Linked DNA regions of Homo sapiens: region 2 is linked to region 1. Evidence: read pairs that join two places in POLR2A ChIA-PET (ENCODE). Cell type or tissue: OCI-LY7. All regions are shown on one strand. Each heading gives the region's core, and the rest is flanking DNA. Links, peaks and the distances in the headings are about the cores only.

Region 1 (7,485 bases), core at 3,144-5,643:
TGTGTTCCAATACAACTTTATATAAAAACAGGAGGCAGAACCAAAGACTGGTATCAGCCCAGATATGCTTCAACAAGTAAATAGTTAAACTGGTACATCTGTATCATGGAATACTACTCAGCAATAAAGAGAAATGAATTGTTGGTTCGTGCGACGGTTAGAAAGAATCTCCAGAAAATTATGCTGAGGGGGAAATAAAATCCCCTAAAATTACATACTGTATGGGGATTGGGTATGGTTCCAGTTGTGTAACTTTTTGTGTGGGGAGCAGGGGGGCAGGGGCACAGAGTCTTGCTCTGTTGCCCAGGCTGGAGTGCAGTGGTGTGATCTCAGCCCACTGCAACTTCTGCCTCCCAGGTTCAAGTGATTCTCCTGCATCAGCCTCCCGAGTAGCTGGGATTGCAGGTACCTGCCACCACACCCGGCTAATTTCAGTAGAGACGGGGTTTCACCATGTTGACCAGGCTGGTCTCAAACTCCTGACCTCAGGTGATCCGCCCACCTCGGCCTCCCAAAGTGCTGGGATTACAGGCGTAAGCCACCACATCCAGCTTGTAACATTTTTGAAATGACATTTTAGAACTGGAGGACAGATTAGCAGTTGCCAGGGGGTTAAGGATGAGGGCTGGGAGTGCAGTCTGTGGGACAGAGGTGTGGGTGAGGTTATACAAAGGCACAATGAGGGTCCCTGTGGTCTTGAAACTGTTCAGTATCTGGACTGCGGTGGTGGACACACAAGACGTGATAAAATTTTATAGAACTTAATACACACACAAATGAGTACAGCTAAAAAGGGAAATCTGGTCCGGTGAGGTGGCTCATGCCTGTAATCCCAGCACTTTGGGAGGCTGAGATGGGCAGATCACCTGAGGCCAGGAGTTCAAGACCAGCCTAGCCAACATGGCAAAACCCCATCTCTACAAATAAGAGAAATCTGAATAAGATTGGTGGGTCATATGAATATCAACATCCCGAATGTGATATTATACTATGCTTTTGCATAGTTGGAGGAAAATGGACAAAATGTAAAAGAGATCTCTGTATTATTTTTTACAAGTGCGTGTGAATCTGCAATTATCAAAATTATTTACTTCTCATTTTAATTTGTAGAGATAGGATCTCCCTGAGTTGCCCAGGCTGGTCTCAAACTCCCAGCCTCAAGCAATCCTCCCATCTCAGCCTCCCAAGTGTGGGGATTACAGGTGTAAGCCACCATGCTTGGTCCAAAATTTTTTCAATTCAAAAAAAAAAGAAAACTAGTGGTGGGGCTGGATTTGGCCTGTGAGTTGGCCCGCCGCCTGTTAGCAGTCCCTGATCACGGACTTCATGCCTGGCAAATGCTGAGTACCATATAAGTAGGATGACCGGCTCCTTCTGGTTTGTCCAGGACTTTCCAGGTTTGCAGTGTTAAAATCAGGAAAGTCCTAGTCAATCGGGTTGAGTTGGATGCCTGATTATACACTTTTTTTTTTTTTGAGATGGAGTCCCCCTTTGTCGCCCAGGCTGGAATGCAGTGGTGCAATCTCAGCTCACTGCAACCTCTGCCTCCTGGGTTCAAGCAGTTCTCCTGCCTCAGCCTCCTGAGTAGATGGGATTACAGGCATGCGCCATCATGTCCAGCTAATTTTTGTATTTTTGGCAAAGACAGGGTTTCGCCATGTTGGCCAGGCTGGTCTGGAACTCCTGACCTCAGGTGATCTGCCCACCTCAGGCTCCCAAAGTGTTGGGATTACAGGCATGAGCCACCTTGCCCAGCCTTTTTTAAAATAGATTTTTTAAAAGACAGGGCCTTGCTATGTTGTCCAGGCTGGATTACAGTGGCTTTTCACAGGTGCAATGATAGCACACTGCGGCTACCATTCACTGCTGACCTTGAAACTGCCTCTGCCAAATTATGACAGTAAGATAAATTTTACATAGTTGACTCCATCTTGCTTCTGACCTCCAAACTCCTTGGTCATTCCTGGGCATAGGCCAAGCTAACTTTGGGAGGAATTTAGTTTATGGTTTTATCTTAAAGCAAAGATAATAATAGCCCTCCCCAAAACCAAACCAGCTTTGTAAAACTAATGAAAGGCCACAAGGTTAGCAGGATGAGAGGGGACTGAATTCTGATAAAATAGGCACAGTTTCTATAATCCTTTACTGCTCGGGAGTCATGTGGCCAGAGGTCACAAGATTTGTAACTTTCCCAATTGCTTCTATAGATAACATCACCTATAGAACCTAAGGTGGTTGTTGTTTTTTCTTTTTTGAGACGGAGTCTCGCTCTGTCGCCCAGGCTGGAATGCAGTGACATGATCTTGGCTCACTGCAAGCTCTGCCTCCTGGGTTCACACCATTCTCCTGCCTCAGCGTCCCTAGTAGCTGGGACTACAGGTGCCTGCCACCATGCCAGGCTAATTTTTTGTATTTTTAGTAGAGATGGGGTTTCACCATGTTAGCCAGGATGGTCTCGATCTCCTGACCTCATGATCTACCTGCCTTGGCCTCCCAAAGTGCTGGGATTACAGGCGTGAGCCACCACACCTGGCCCATACATGCGTTTTGTTTGTTTGTCTGTCTGAAATGGAGTCTCGCTCTGTTGTCCAGGCTGGAGTGCAGTGGCGCGATCTCAGCTCACTGCACTACAAGCTCCACCTCCCGGGTTCAAGCGATTCTCCTGCCTCAGCCTCCCCGGGTAGCTGGGACTACAGGCACCTGCTACCATACCCGGCTAATTTTTTGTATTTTTAGTGGAGACGGGGTTTCACCGTGTTAGCCAGGATGGTCTTGATCTCCTGACCTTGTGATCCGCCCACCTCGGCCTCCCAAAGTGCTGGGATTATAAGCGTTAGCCACTGCGCCCGGCCCATACAAGCATTTTAAATAATCTGAATGAGTTGTCAGTATTTGAATACTGGTAGATTTCACATAAAGATCTGAATTTCTGTCAATTTCTGGCTTCTTTTGAAATATGTATATAAAAGTATGGGAAAAGAGGGTCTACTTTCCTGATGGCTGATCTGAGGATCTGGAAAGGAGCATGGGCTCTCCAGTTTACCACGGTACCCACTATTCCCTGATGCCTTCCAGACACTGAGGCCAGTGAAGATTACAGGTTATCTTTCTCAAGCCAGCTCTATTCAGTGCATCTTAGGTTCCTGTTATGCATTTCAGTTTGTTACTCCTGTCCAGAAATTAAACTCCATCTGAGTAGACATTATTTCTGTTTTGGTTTCCATTATGCCCAGCATAGTACCATAGGATGCACTTAATAAAATTGAGAAAGAAAGAAAAGAAGACCGGGCATGGTGGCTCATGCCTATAATCCCAGCACTTTGGGAGGCCGAGGCGGGCAGATCACGAGGTAGAGATCAAGACCATCCTGGCCAACGTGGTGAAACCCCGTCTCTACAAAATACAAAATATACAAAAAATACAAAAATACAAAAATTAGCTGGGCATGGTGGCGCACGCCTGTAGTCCCAGCTGCTTGGGAGGCTGAGGCAGGAGAATCACTTGAACCCTGGGGCAGGGGCGGAGGTTGCAGTGAGCTGAGATCACGCCACTGCACTCCAGCCTGGCGACAGAGCGAGACTCCGTCTTAAAAAAAGAAAGAAAAGAAAGAAAAGAAGGAAAAAAAGGAAGGAAGGAAGGAAGGAAGGAAGGAAGGGAGGGAGGGAGGGAGGGAGGGAGGGGGAAAGAGGGAAAGCCCTCCCTCCCTCTGTTGTTTTCTCTGTCTGTTGCTCTGTTATTTGATCAGAGCAACCCAAAAGGACTAGTATGGGTTTCCTTATCTTCCATCTCCAGACATAGGAGACAGAACAAGAATATTTGCAAGGGAAAAAAAAAGGTCAGATAATAGGGTTGAAATAAGAAGAAAGAAAAAGAAACAAAAATGACCCCATTACCTGGGCATGCTTGCACGTGCCTGTAGTCTCAGCTACTCAGGAGGCTGAGGCAGGAGGATCACTTGAGCCCAGGAGTTCCAGGCTGCAGTGAGCCATGACTGCACCACTGCACTCCAGTTTGAGTGACAGAGTGAGACCCTGTGTCAAAGAAAAAAACGACCCCATTATTCAGATCTAGCAGCATGCTGCTATTTACCAGATTTAGCAGCCATGCTATTAAATAAAGATGTTTTTAATTAACAAAACATGCCTTTTCTTTATCAGTTTTCACTTTTCACTGAGTAATGCAAAAGAGGCATGTGTTTTGGGGGGGTGGGGAGGCACTGATGCAAATTGGGGTAGCGAAAAACATGCTTGAACTTGCCCCCTCTGGGTTTAGTCGGCACTCTCTATGCCCTGTCAAACCCTTCTGGAATGAACGTTTGATGTTCCGGGGGTAAATCTAAAATAACTCCAAGGTGACATGTGCTGCAGACCCTTGAGATTATGTGTTTGTAATCGTATGAGATAAAAAAAGAGGAAGCAGAAACACGCACATATATACACACGCAACCTTTCTACAGCTGGGCGCGGTTTCTATCAGCCTGGTCAACAAAGCCAAGCTTTCTGTAAAGAAACAAGCTGGGATCTTTCAAGGCCTTGGGTTCCGGGTGCCACTCTAAGGTCCTGCCTGTGCAGTTGACTTTTACACATCTGTTTTGCGAGACTTCAAAACCTCGATGTTCTGGCCACTTGGTTCTTGCAGCTGGCAGTTGGCACATTTAAGGCCTCTCCCCAAATGAAGGCCTTTGAAAATATATTTGAAAAATGTAGCCCCCACCAAATTTAAAAAGGCTATGAATAAAGACCGTTTGAACCTTGAAGCTCCACCTGAAGGCAGCAGTCCTTGGAAAGATTTCCTCAAGCTGGACATGGTGGCTCATACCTGTAACCCCAGCACTTTGGGAGGCCAAGGCGGGAGGATCATTTGAGCCCAGAAGTTCAAGACCAGCCTGGGCAACATGGCAAAATCCTGGCTCTACAAAAAATGCACAAAAATAGGCCAGACGCAGTGGCTCACACCTGTAATCCCAGCACTTTGGGAGGCTGAGGTGGGCAGATCACAAGGTCAGGAGTTTGAGACCAGCCTGGCCAACATAGTGAAACCCCATCTCTACTAAAAATACAAACATTAGCTGGGTGTGGTGGCACGTGCCTGTAGTCCCAGCTATTTGGGAGGCTGAGGCAGGAGAATTGCTTGAACTTGGGAGGCGGAGGTTGCAGTGAGCCGAGACCGAGCCATTGCACTCTAGCCTGGGTGACAGAGTGAGACTCCATCTCAAAAAAAAAAAAAAAACCCCACAAAAATCAATTAGCTGGGTAGCTGGGTGTGCGCCCATGGTCCCAGCTACTTGAGAGGCTGAGGCAGGAGGATCACCTGAGGCCGGGAAGTTGAGGCTGCAGTGAGCCGTGATTCCATCACTCAATGCCAGCCTGGGTGACAGTGAGACCCTGCCTCAATCAATCAATCAAAGAAAATATTCCTCCAGCACCAGTTTTCATGCAAGGGAATTTTTGTTCAGTTTGGTTCAGCCAAATAAAGTCCAGGATAGAACCTGGGTCTATCAGAGTTCCCCAAATTTCAGTGACTCATGTAACGCCTTTGAGATTTTTGCCATCGCCACAAATCACCTTTTTTTTTTTTTGAGACAGCGTCTCGCTCTGTCACCCAGGCTGGAATGCAGTGGTGCAGCTGTTACAGTAGGTAGCTAGTCAGACATGAACAGAGCAAGAGAGAGTTCCCCCACAACACACACACACCAGGAATGTCAGGTGACCAGAGGTGACCATCAGGTGATGCTCAGGCGGTTGTTAACTATCTCTCTAAAATAATGATTGGTCTCAGCCGACTCCAGGGAAAGGCAGTCTCCCAATAAGCAGAAAAAAAACAACAACCTGAAACTGGTGATCAGCAGCTTCCCAGTAAGATCTCAGGACTGGGTAAATGGGCTCAAGCATGGGAATTAAGAGGCAAAATGGCAAAGTTTAACTGATGACCGTCTAGGGACATTCAACTGGTAAGGGAAGAATGCCTCAAGTGAGCACGTACACAACTCCAATAAACACATTGCACGTGCAGACAGCCCATCCCCAGTGAAAAATCACGGGAGAAGGAACTCAAGACCCCGGAAGTATGTCAGCATATGAAACACAAATCACAGGTAAAACAGAGCGCTTGATTTCTCAAGTCGCCCGCCTGACCCTCTTCCAACATAGAAAGGCCCTGTTTCTACAAAAAATTTAAAAAATTAGTTAGACGTGGTGGTGCACACCACTAATCTCAGCTACTTGGGAAGCTGAGGTGGGAGGATCACTTGAACCCAGAGTTTGAGGCCACAGTGAGCTATGTATTCCAGCCTGGGCAACAGAGCAAAAGACCTATCTCAAAAAAAAAAAAAAAAAAAAAAAAAAGAAATGGTTTGACCAGTTAGAATTTTTCATTCCTTCTGGGTACAGTGATTGGTTCAAGAATGGGGTTGTGATCCAAGCCAAGTCTTTGAGGCTCAGTTCTTAAACTTTTGTTGCAACAGTTGCCTAAAAGATTCCTCTGGAATTGCTAACTTGGTAGGAAGTAAGTCTGTAGTTGCTGGAGCCACCACTCGGTAAGATTCTGCCTGAGAATAAAGCGGAGATGAGCAATAAAAACAGAGACCAAATAATTATGACCTTGTTGCTCAGATCCAGCCATGCCTGAAGCTGGGAAACTCTGAACTTTTGAGTTGTGCCAGCCAATACATTTCTCCCTAACATCTTTTTTCTTTTTGGTTTTTTGTTACTTGCAATTGACTGATAAATATACCACCACAAATGGCAGGATACATAGCAGACATTATTGTTGGCCTACTCAAAAACTTTTCTTCCTTTTTAAATGAGAATTCTGGTTGGGACCAGATGTCCACCCCTCTCCTGCTGGCCATGTGCTTCCAGGGAGATGGATCCCAGTCCCAACCCCAGCCTGAGGAATACATATGAACCAATCACGGTGATCCAGACCACTTGTCAGTGGTTGGTTTAGGCTTATCACGTGATGCCCTCTAGCCAATAAGACAAGAAAAAAACTCCGCTGCACGCTGGGAAAGGTTTTTCTCATTAACAGAAACGTGTTGTTATGACTTGAATGTCTGAAATTGTGGGCATTATCGTGGCATCACGAGTGAGAATATCTAACACACTAAGAGAGGCAGAGAAAGAATTTAGGTTCTGACAATATTTGAGCCCCTGAGAACTATCTATACCTATGGATCCTTGACAACTTGAAAGAGTTGCTCTCTTGGTGGCAAAGTTACTGTAGTAACTGAAGCCTCCCAAACCGACACCACCACACAGGAGAAAAGCATATGCTCAGGGCTTTCTCTTGAAAGGGAAGAAACTGCTTCCCTTCCGGAGTCCCAGATAAAACCTTGGATCTCATTGCCTCTCACTCAGTGATGTGTTCATCTGCGAACCCTAACAAGAAGACCAGGGAGGCCGGGCGTGGTGGCTCACGCCTATAGTCCCAGCACTTTGGGAGGCCAAGGCGGGCGGATCAACTGAGGTCAGGAGTTTGAGACCA
Region 2 (7,485 bases), core at 3,144-5,643, 540 kb before region 1:
GATGCAATTTAACAGGAATAGGGAGAAAAGGGCTCCTTGAGGAGGCAAACTTTGCACATGGATCTTAGGGAGTAAATGATACAGTCATGCAAATATCTGGAGAAAAAGTCCATGCAAAGTATAAAATAAATAAAAACAGTGCCAGGTTGGAAAGGGAGGGAGTCTGGAGTCAGTGGCAAATATTCAAATATTCCCCTCTTGATGTCTCAGCAGACAATGAGGGACACATTCTACATGGTTTCTGAGAGGGTCTCCAGTGGATTGAGCCTAGTTGTCCACCTGTGTACCCAGTTGTCTATTGGTGCATAGCCAACCACCTCAAAACTTTGTGACATAAAACAAGAACCAGTTTATTCTGCTCGTTGACTCTGTGAGTCAGAAAATCAGATAAGACATAGCCCTAATGTGTGTGAGGCCTCTGCTGGAAAGAGTTGAAATACTGCCAGCAACTCAAATCACTAGAGGCTTGAATCATGACAGAATTCTTCAATCACTTGTGTAATGTCTGCCTGCAATGGCTCACAGATTAGCCTTGGCTAGGACTCCCCAGCAGAGGGCCTAAATGTAGCCTCCTCACGTGGCTTGGGCTTCCTCCCAGCATGGCAGACTTCAGGCATGGTAGCTCAGGATTCCAAGAGCAAGTGTTTTAGCAAATAAGATGGAAGCTAAATGATCTTTTATGACCAAGCCTTGGAAAATCACATAGCATAACTTTTGCTAGCCGGAAGAGTCACAGGAAAGGAGAGGGGGCATAGAGCCCACCTCTAGATTGGAGGAGCATCAAACATCTGCAGCCATATTTTAAAACTGCCACACAGTAACTAACTCAAAATGCATCCTTGTATTAGCTTCTTCTCTTTCTCTATTTCACTATTCCCAGTCCTTCCATTCCAGTTCCTGGGATTGCTTCCATAATCTATCTGAACCCAAGCCCTTGACTCAGGCTCTGCTTGTGGGAGAACCCAAGCAAAGACACTCCCCATAGCTTCAACCTGAAACAATTTGGGGACCTTCCAGGTTTGCAAGATGTGGTTTGGTTTAGGCATAAATGAGTTCTAAGTTGAGTTCACTTCGATTGGAATTTCTAATGGTCATTGGAGCAAAGGAAAACACCCCAAAATCTGACATAGTCACACACTCTTTCTTTCATAGGACTACTTGGGTTTTCCAGTTTTATTTCTCTCCCCCTTAGCAGCTGCTTACTTTTACTGGACAGAATAATTCATGGGAGAGCTTTATAATAACCTTTAAATTCTCTACTTTATGAAGAGAAAGAACAATAATAAATGCATGAATATTAACACAGGTGAATGTTTCCCCTCTCTTTTGATTTGGCTTCATAAACCCTGTGACATGGCAGGATTTGGATCAACTCAAATTGTATCAAATCTAAGTGGTCTCACTTTTTAAAAGTCCTCTGAGAATTCACATATATTTTCTCTACAGGTGATTCATTTTTCTCCCATCCACTTTGAACATATAAAATTCAGAATATATCAAGCATAGCATCGATTTATTTCAAAATTCACCATTAACTAGGACCATTTTTAGACCCTGTGTTCTTGCCCTTCCCTAAAAGTAGCCTGCAGCATTTTCATAATAAAAAGCAGTTAGCATGCTTAAAATCTTGAATGAATTAGAAATTATTTCCAAGAAATCCATGGTCGATTTATAGGCAATAAGCTTTTTTTTTTTTTCATTTGAGGTGTGCTTTACAAAAGCATTTTCCTACCTCCTTCAACTCTGGGTGACGGCTGTTGATTCCGATTGTGGCTGAAACCATGATGATGAAGATAATAATGATGCTGCTGATGGCAGAGGTGGTGATGGTGATGATGAAGTTGATGCTGCTGCTGATGGTGGAGGTGATAATAAAGTTGAGGGTGATATTGATGATGGTGGCTGTGTTGGTAGTGATGGTGAAGGGGATGGTGATATTGATGGTGATTGTGGTAATGATGAAAGTGAGGGTGATATGATGGTGATTTGTGGTGGTGGTGATGATGAAGGTGGTATTGATGGTGGTTGTGGTGGTGGTGATGATGAAAGTGATGGTGATATGGTTGATGGTGGTTGTGGTGATGATGAAGGTGATGGTGATATTGACGATGGTTATGGTGGTGGTGATGATGAAAGTGATTGTGAGATGGTGGTTGTGGTGATGAAGGTGATGGTGATGATGAAGGTAATGGTGATATTGATGGTGGTTGTGGTGCTGGTGGTGATGATGAAAGTGATAGTGATATTGATGATGATGGTGGTGGTGATGAAGGTGATGGTGATATTGATGGTGGTTGTGGTGGTGGTGATGATGAAGGTGATGGTGATATTGATGGTGGTTGTAGTGGTGGTAATGAAGGTGATGGTGATATTGAGAATGGTGGTTGTGGAGGTAGTTACGTGAAGGTGATGGTGATATTAATGATGGTGGTTGTAATGGTGATGACGATGAAAGTCATGGTGATATTGATGAAGGTGGTGGTGCTGGCTTCTCACGTGGGAAACACTGATTGAAGATAAAAAGTATTAGCTGTGGATAGTTCATTGAAAAATACAAAATATTCCTTTCACATTCCTGGTGCATCTGGTTACACTTTTAACCTCATTGAAGTATTCACAGGTAATCACGAAAGATCCCAATTTGAGAACCTTAACCACAGAAACACCTGAACCCAGATGAGTCCTTCCAGACAACAGTGCAGGTCACGTCACTGGGTCAGGGTTTCCTTGGATGGGATTGAAGAGGTGGTTACCATGCAGATCTCTAGGAGAATGCATTGCTTCAGCTCAAGAGGAAGCATTAGGGATTCCTCAGTTGGGTCAACTGTGGAGTAACTTAGGAAAAGAAGTCCCTGTTTGAAGACACCATATAAACGAATCTCTCTCTTGAAAAAATGAGACTTTGATATGGTTTGGGTTTATGTCCCCACCCAAATTTCAAGTCAAATTGTAATCCCCATTGTTGGAGGTGGGGCCTGGTAGGAGGTGATTGGAACCTGGGGGCAGACTTCCCCTTTTGGTGTTTTTGTGATAGAGCTCTTGTGAGATCTGATTGTTTAAAAGTGTGTAGCACCTCCTCCCCACCTTCCTCCTTCTCTGGACATGTAAGACGTGCCTGCTTCCCCTTTGCCTTCCACCATGATTGAAAGTTTCCTGAGGCCTCCCCAGCAGCCGAGCAGATACCAGCATCATGCTTCCTGTACAGCCTACAGAACAGTGAGCACATTGAACCTCTTTTCTTTATAAATTACCCAGTCTCAGGTAATTTGCTTTTTATAGCAATGCAAGAGCAGACTAATACAGCCTTTCTTTATCTGCCCTCAGTGGAAACTGACTAAGGAACACATCACATCACATCACATCACATCACATCACATCACATCACAAGCAGATGTCAACCTTCACAAAAGCATCTCAGGCTACACTCATCTGGTGAAGAATTTTCCTCGCCATTTGTGAGAAGGACCACAGGACCTCCTGCACCATCATGCTTTCATCTAAAGCAGACCAGCCAGGTTCATAAGTCATCTGCACAAGCCTGGCCAGTGTACAGTGACCTGCTTCAATGCGGATGACCACAAGGAAGACGTACATGAAGAGTCAGCTCACCTGGGAGCCACCAAACCCCATTTTCCTTTTCTTTTCTTCCAAAATAAATGAGTAACTCATGCAGCAGTTTCACTCATTATCAAAGGCAAGAAAGAGACAGGGATAGAAGTGAATACATTAATCAAACTCAGCTCACAGACCTACTCCCTTCTTCAGTTAGAGCCTGTAATTTGGGTGCTGTGATTTTTGAAGTCAGTGAAATGCTAAATAGAAGCATGTCAGCTGGTATCAAATAGATCCTCAAAATAACATTGCTGGGAATGGATCCTTTGATAAAATACTCCTTAAAAGTTTCAAGATACATTTTTTTTACAAAAAGAAATTGGCAGAATTTTCTTCTAGTTTCCAGCTTTACAAGGATGATTTTCATTCCAAAATGTTTTTAAGCTTGCAAAATATCTTACTTCTTTCACTCCCCCTATACTGAGTTGTCTCTTTTGCATTTCGCAGTTAATTTTAAATCTGAGATGGATGACTTCTTTGGTGCTGAGTCACTGGAACAGAAATGGCCTAATTTTCTATTGCATGTGAGCAAAATGGGGCGTCTGAGGCTTGTATATGGGCAACATGAAATATCCCTTAAGAGACTGAAAACTACAAACTCTGCTAGCCAAAAGAATCTCTGATGTTCTCCAAGCATGGTTTTTCTCTTGTAGGTTTTTCCTGGCAATAAAAAGGGAGGGTTTTTTTAAATTAAATACTTAATACAAAAGCTAAGTATTTTTATCTTCCCAGCTAGACCATATGTGCTATGAATTTAGCATCTGATTTTTAACTGTCCTAGTGCCATTCACTATCCTTTGAATCTGAGAACAAGTCCTTGGTAAATTCTTACTGACAGCTTGATTAATACCTCTGAGAATCAGGAGATGACAGATTTGGGTGTGAACTGGGATCATTGAAAAAGAAGGAAAAGCCTTGCTTTCATTAAAAACAAAGTAGCTGTTATGGACCAGATTGGATTCCCCTCCAAATTCATATGTGAAGTCCTAACCCCCAGGACCTCAGAATGATGTATTTGGAGACAGGGTCTTCAAAGAGGTAATTAAGGTTAAGTGAGGTCATTTGTGCCAGCCCCAAATCCAACAGGACTAGTAATATGGTTTGGATCTTGCCCAAATTTCATGTTGAATTGTAGTCCCCAGTGTTGGAGGTGGGACTTGGTGGGAGGTGATTGGATTATGGAGGTGTTTCTCATGAATGGTTTAGCGCCATCCCTGAGGTGCTGTTGTTGTGATAGTGAGCGAGTTCTTGTGAGATCTTGTCATTTAAAAGTGTGTAGCGCCTGCCTCTTCTCTCTTGCTCCTGCTCCCACGTGAGGTGCCTGTTCTCCCTCTGCCTCCCACCATGACTGGAAGCTTCCTGAGGCCTCCCCAGAAGCCCAGCAGATGCCAGCATCATGCTTCCTGTACAGCCTGCAGAACCGTGAGCCAATTAAACCTCTTTTCTTTATAAATTACCCAGTCTTGGGTATTTCTTTACAGCAATGTGAGAACAGACTAATACAACCAGCATCTCAAAGAAGAGAGGACACAGACACGTGCAGAGGATGTAGGGAGCAGATGACCATCTCCAAGCCAAGGAGAAAGGCTTCGGAAGAAATCAACCCTTCTACCCTCCAGAATGCCGAGGAAATACATTTCTTGTGTTTAAACCACCCAGTCTTTGGTAATTTGTTACGGCAACCCTTGAAAATGAACACAACCACTATCTTCCCTTTCGCTGTGGTTCCATTCTCTGAGAACTGATATTGCTTATTCACATGCAATCCGCGAGTGAAATATGACATGTTTTTACATCAAAGTCAAGGATGAGAGACATTTGAACTTGAGCTTAAATGTTCAATTTGTACCTGGCCAGATAGAGTGTCTGTAAAATGCATTGTCCCCAAACAGTTTCAAATGATTTATAATCCCAACGTGAAAAAAGGAAGTGGCCTTCTTACATTAGTATTTGAAATACTTTCCAACTCCCACCAAAAAAGTAACAGGCAGTTAGATCATATCTCAAAAACTAATCTGAGCAGAAATGTCAAGCCCTGAACCGGCCAGCCTCTCTATTAGGAAGCAGATCTGGAGAGACAAGTGCTTGCCACCTGCTTCTCTCATATTACCTAAACTTTGTAATAAGAGTATGGAACTTCGAAAAAAAATAATGCATTAAAATGAGAAAACATAGAATAACCCATACTGAGTTCATGCTGAGCACGGAGCCCACTCATTGCCCCTCAGTCATTGCTTCCCTCCCTCCACTTCAATGGTCACAAACCTTCAGCTCTCCTTAAAGCTCTTCCTCTCTGCCGGCTTTTCCAGATCTCCAAAGCTCCCTCTCCTCCCCTGGCTGGCACCCTGTGCTCCCAAAGCCTGGACTGGGCCTGGAAGGGACCTTCTCCTCTGTTCTCCTCCACTTTCCCCCTGCAGCCTGGGGCAAAAGTGTCGGGAGAAGGTACAGATGCCTCAGCTTGTTGTTCCCCAACTCCTTCCCCAGTACTTGGATCCCTTCTCTGCCTGGGGCTCCCTGTTCCAGAACTGGCCCCTGAGAATCGCATCTCCGGGGCTCCCTGCCCTCTGGCGTCCAGTTATGTTCAGCCAAGGGGACTCTTCCCTGGAGGTCAAAGGCAGGAGGGGAAAGGTCAGAGTGCCTCTTCCCTACTCTCCCTGTGGTGTGACCTTCCCTGCAGGGCTCTCCCTGGGCTACTCATGCACTCTCCTCCACCCACCCCTCCAGCCCTGGGCTCTGGGCAGCTCCATCTCTTGCTGGTCCCCAGGTGCTTTCATCATTTAGCAGTTCCCTTAATTCTGCCACAAACCCCTGCAGCGCATGCCTCTGTTTCCCATTGGGGCTGGGTCTGAAAAAAACTGCTAGACCAAGGCCAGGCACGTGACTCATGCCTATAATCTCAGCACTTTGGGAGGCCGAGGAGGGCGAATCACTTGAGGTCAGGAGTTTGACAACAGCCTGGCCAACATGGCGAAACCCTGTCTCTACTAAAAATACAAAATTAGCCAGGGCTGGTGGTGCACGAGTGTAATCCCAGCTACTTGGGAGGCTGAGGCACGGAATCACTTGAACCTGAGAGGCAGAGTTTGCACCGAGCTGAGATCAAGCCACTGCACAAACCAGAGCCCAGGAAACAATCAGGAACTGAGTCCCTGACCCAAAGGGGGCTCAGCAGAGAGGAACCGGAGTCTGCAGCCCTGGGTGCCACAACTCTGGTTCCTGCCACAGAAACCAACGATGCCACACATGGCCACCCCCCATCCCCAGTCCTGCGCCTCATTGGCCCTGTGCACACAATGCCACGGGGTGCCCCAAACCACAACCTTCCCTGGGGCTCGGCTTCTGCAGCTGAGCCAGGCTAAGAGCAGCAGGGAGGGGTACAGGCTCTCCTTGGAACCCTGACTCGGCCCCTTCCAAGCTGTGTGACTGTGGGGAGGTTATTTGCCCTCTCTGGTCTCAGTCTCCTACCCTTTAAAATGGGTGGCATGATGGCCCTGCCTCATCGGGTGGGAGGGGCTTCAGTGAGATACTGCATACACAGTGTTCAGATCCAGACCTGCACAGGACGGGCTCAGTAAACCCAAGCTCTGGGGATTTCCCTGTGCCTGGGACGACCTGCCTGGCTTGCCTTCTGCAGCCCAGGCCTCTCTGTAGACTGTGGACACTGCATAGATTTCTTCCACGCATACATATTCTCCTCAACCCCCGCTCCAGCCCACATTCCTCCCTTTAAGGAAATTCTATGTCCTGCGGTCAGTGTCTACACCCCTGCCTCACCACCACTCACCCCGGCACTCCCACTGGGCTTCCCAGCCCTGCTCCCCAAAGCCTCTCCTATGGAGCTCCCTGTGCTCCCCCTAAGGACCCGCCCAGTCC

Evidence for each region. Peaks named below come from ENCODE experiments on the same cell type or tissue, not always from the same donor. Only the 100,000 strongest peaks of a DNase experiment are listed, where the experiment ranks them.
Region 2: POLR2A ChIA-PET joins it to region 1 with 5 read pairs; 1 of 35 experiments calls an interaction of 5 or more read pairs at or near these places.

What each region holds. Positions count from the first base shown.
Region 1 is chr20:47,465,424-47,472,908 of GRCh38, reverse strand. No RefSeq gene overlaps it. Among named protein-coding and RNA genes, the nearest start is that of NCOA3, 33 kb to the left of the region's middle. RefSeq lists an enhancer at 4,072-4,231. In OCI-LY7, for the core only: no CTCF peak of the experiment used is centred there; DNase peaks (open chromatin) are centred at 4,458 and 5,628; H3K4me3 peaks cover 1,290 bases; H3K27ac peaks cover 2,500 bases.
Region 2 is chr20:48,005,629-48,013,113 of GRCh38, reverse strand. LOC107985436 (a long non-coding RNA gene) reads right to left here. Exons shown (of 4, transcript XR_007067623.1): 2 at 1,733-2,506. Among named protein-coding and RNA genes, the nearest start is that of LINC01522, 19 kb to the right of the region's middle. RefSeq lists an enhancer at 6,624-7,124. In OCI-LY7, for the core only: no CTCF peak of the experiment used is centred there; no DNase peak of the experiment used is centred there; H3K27ac peaks cover 306 bases.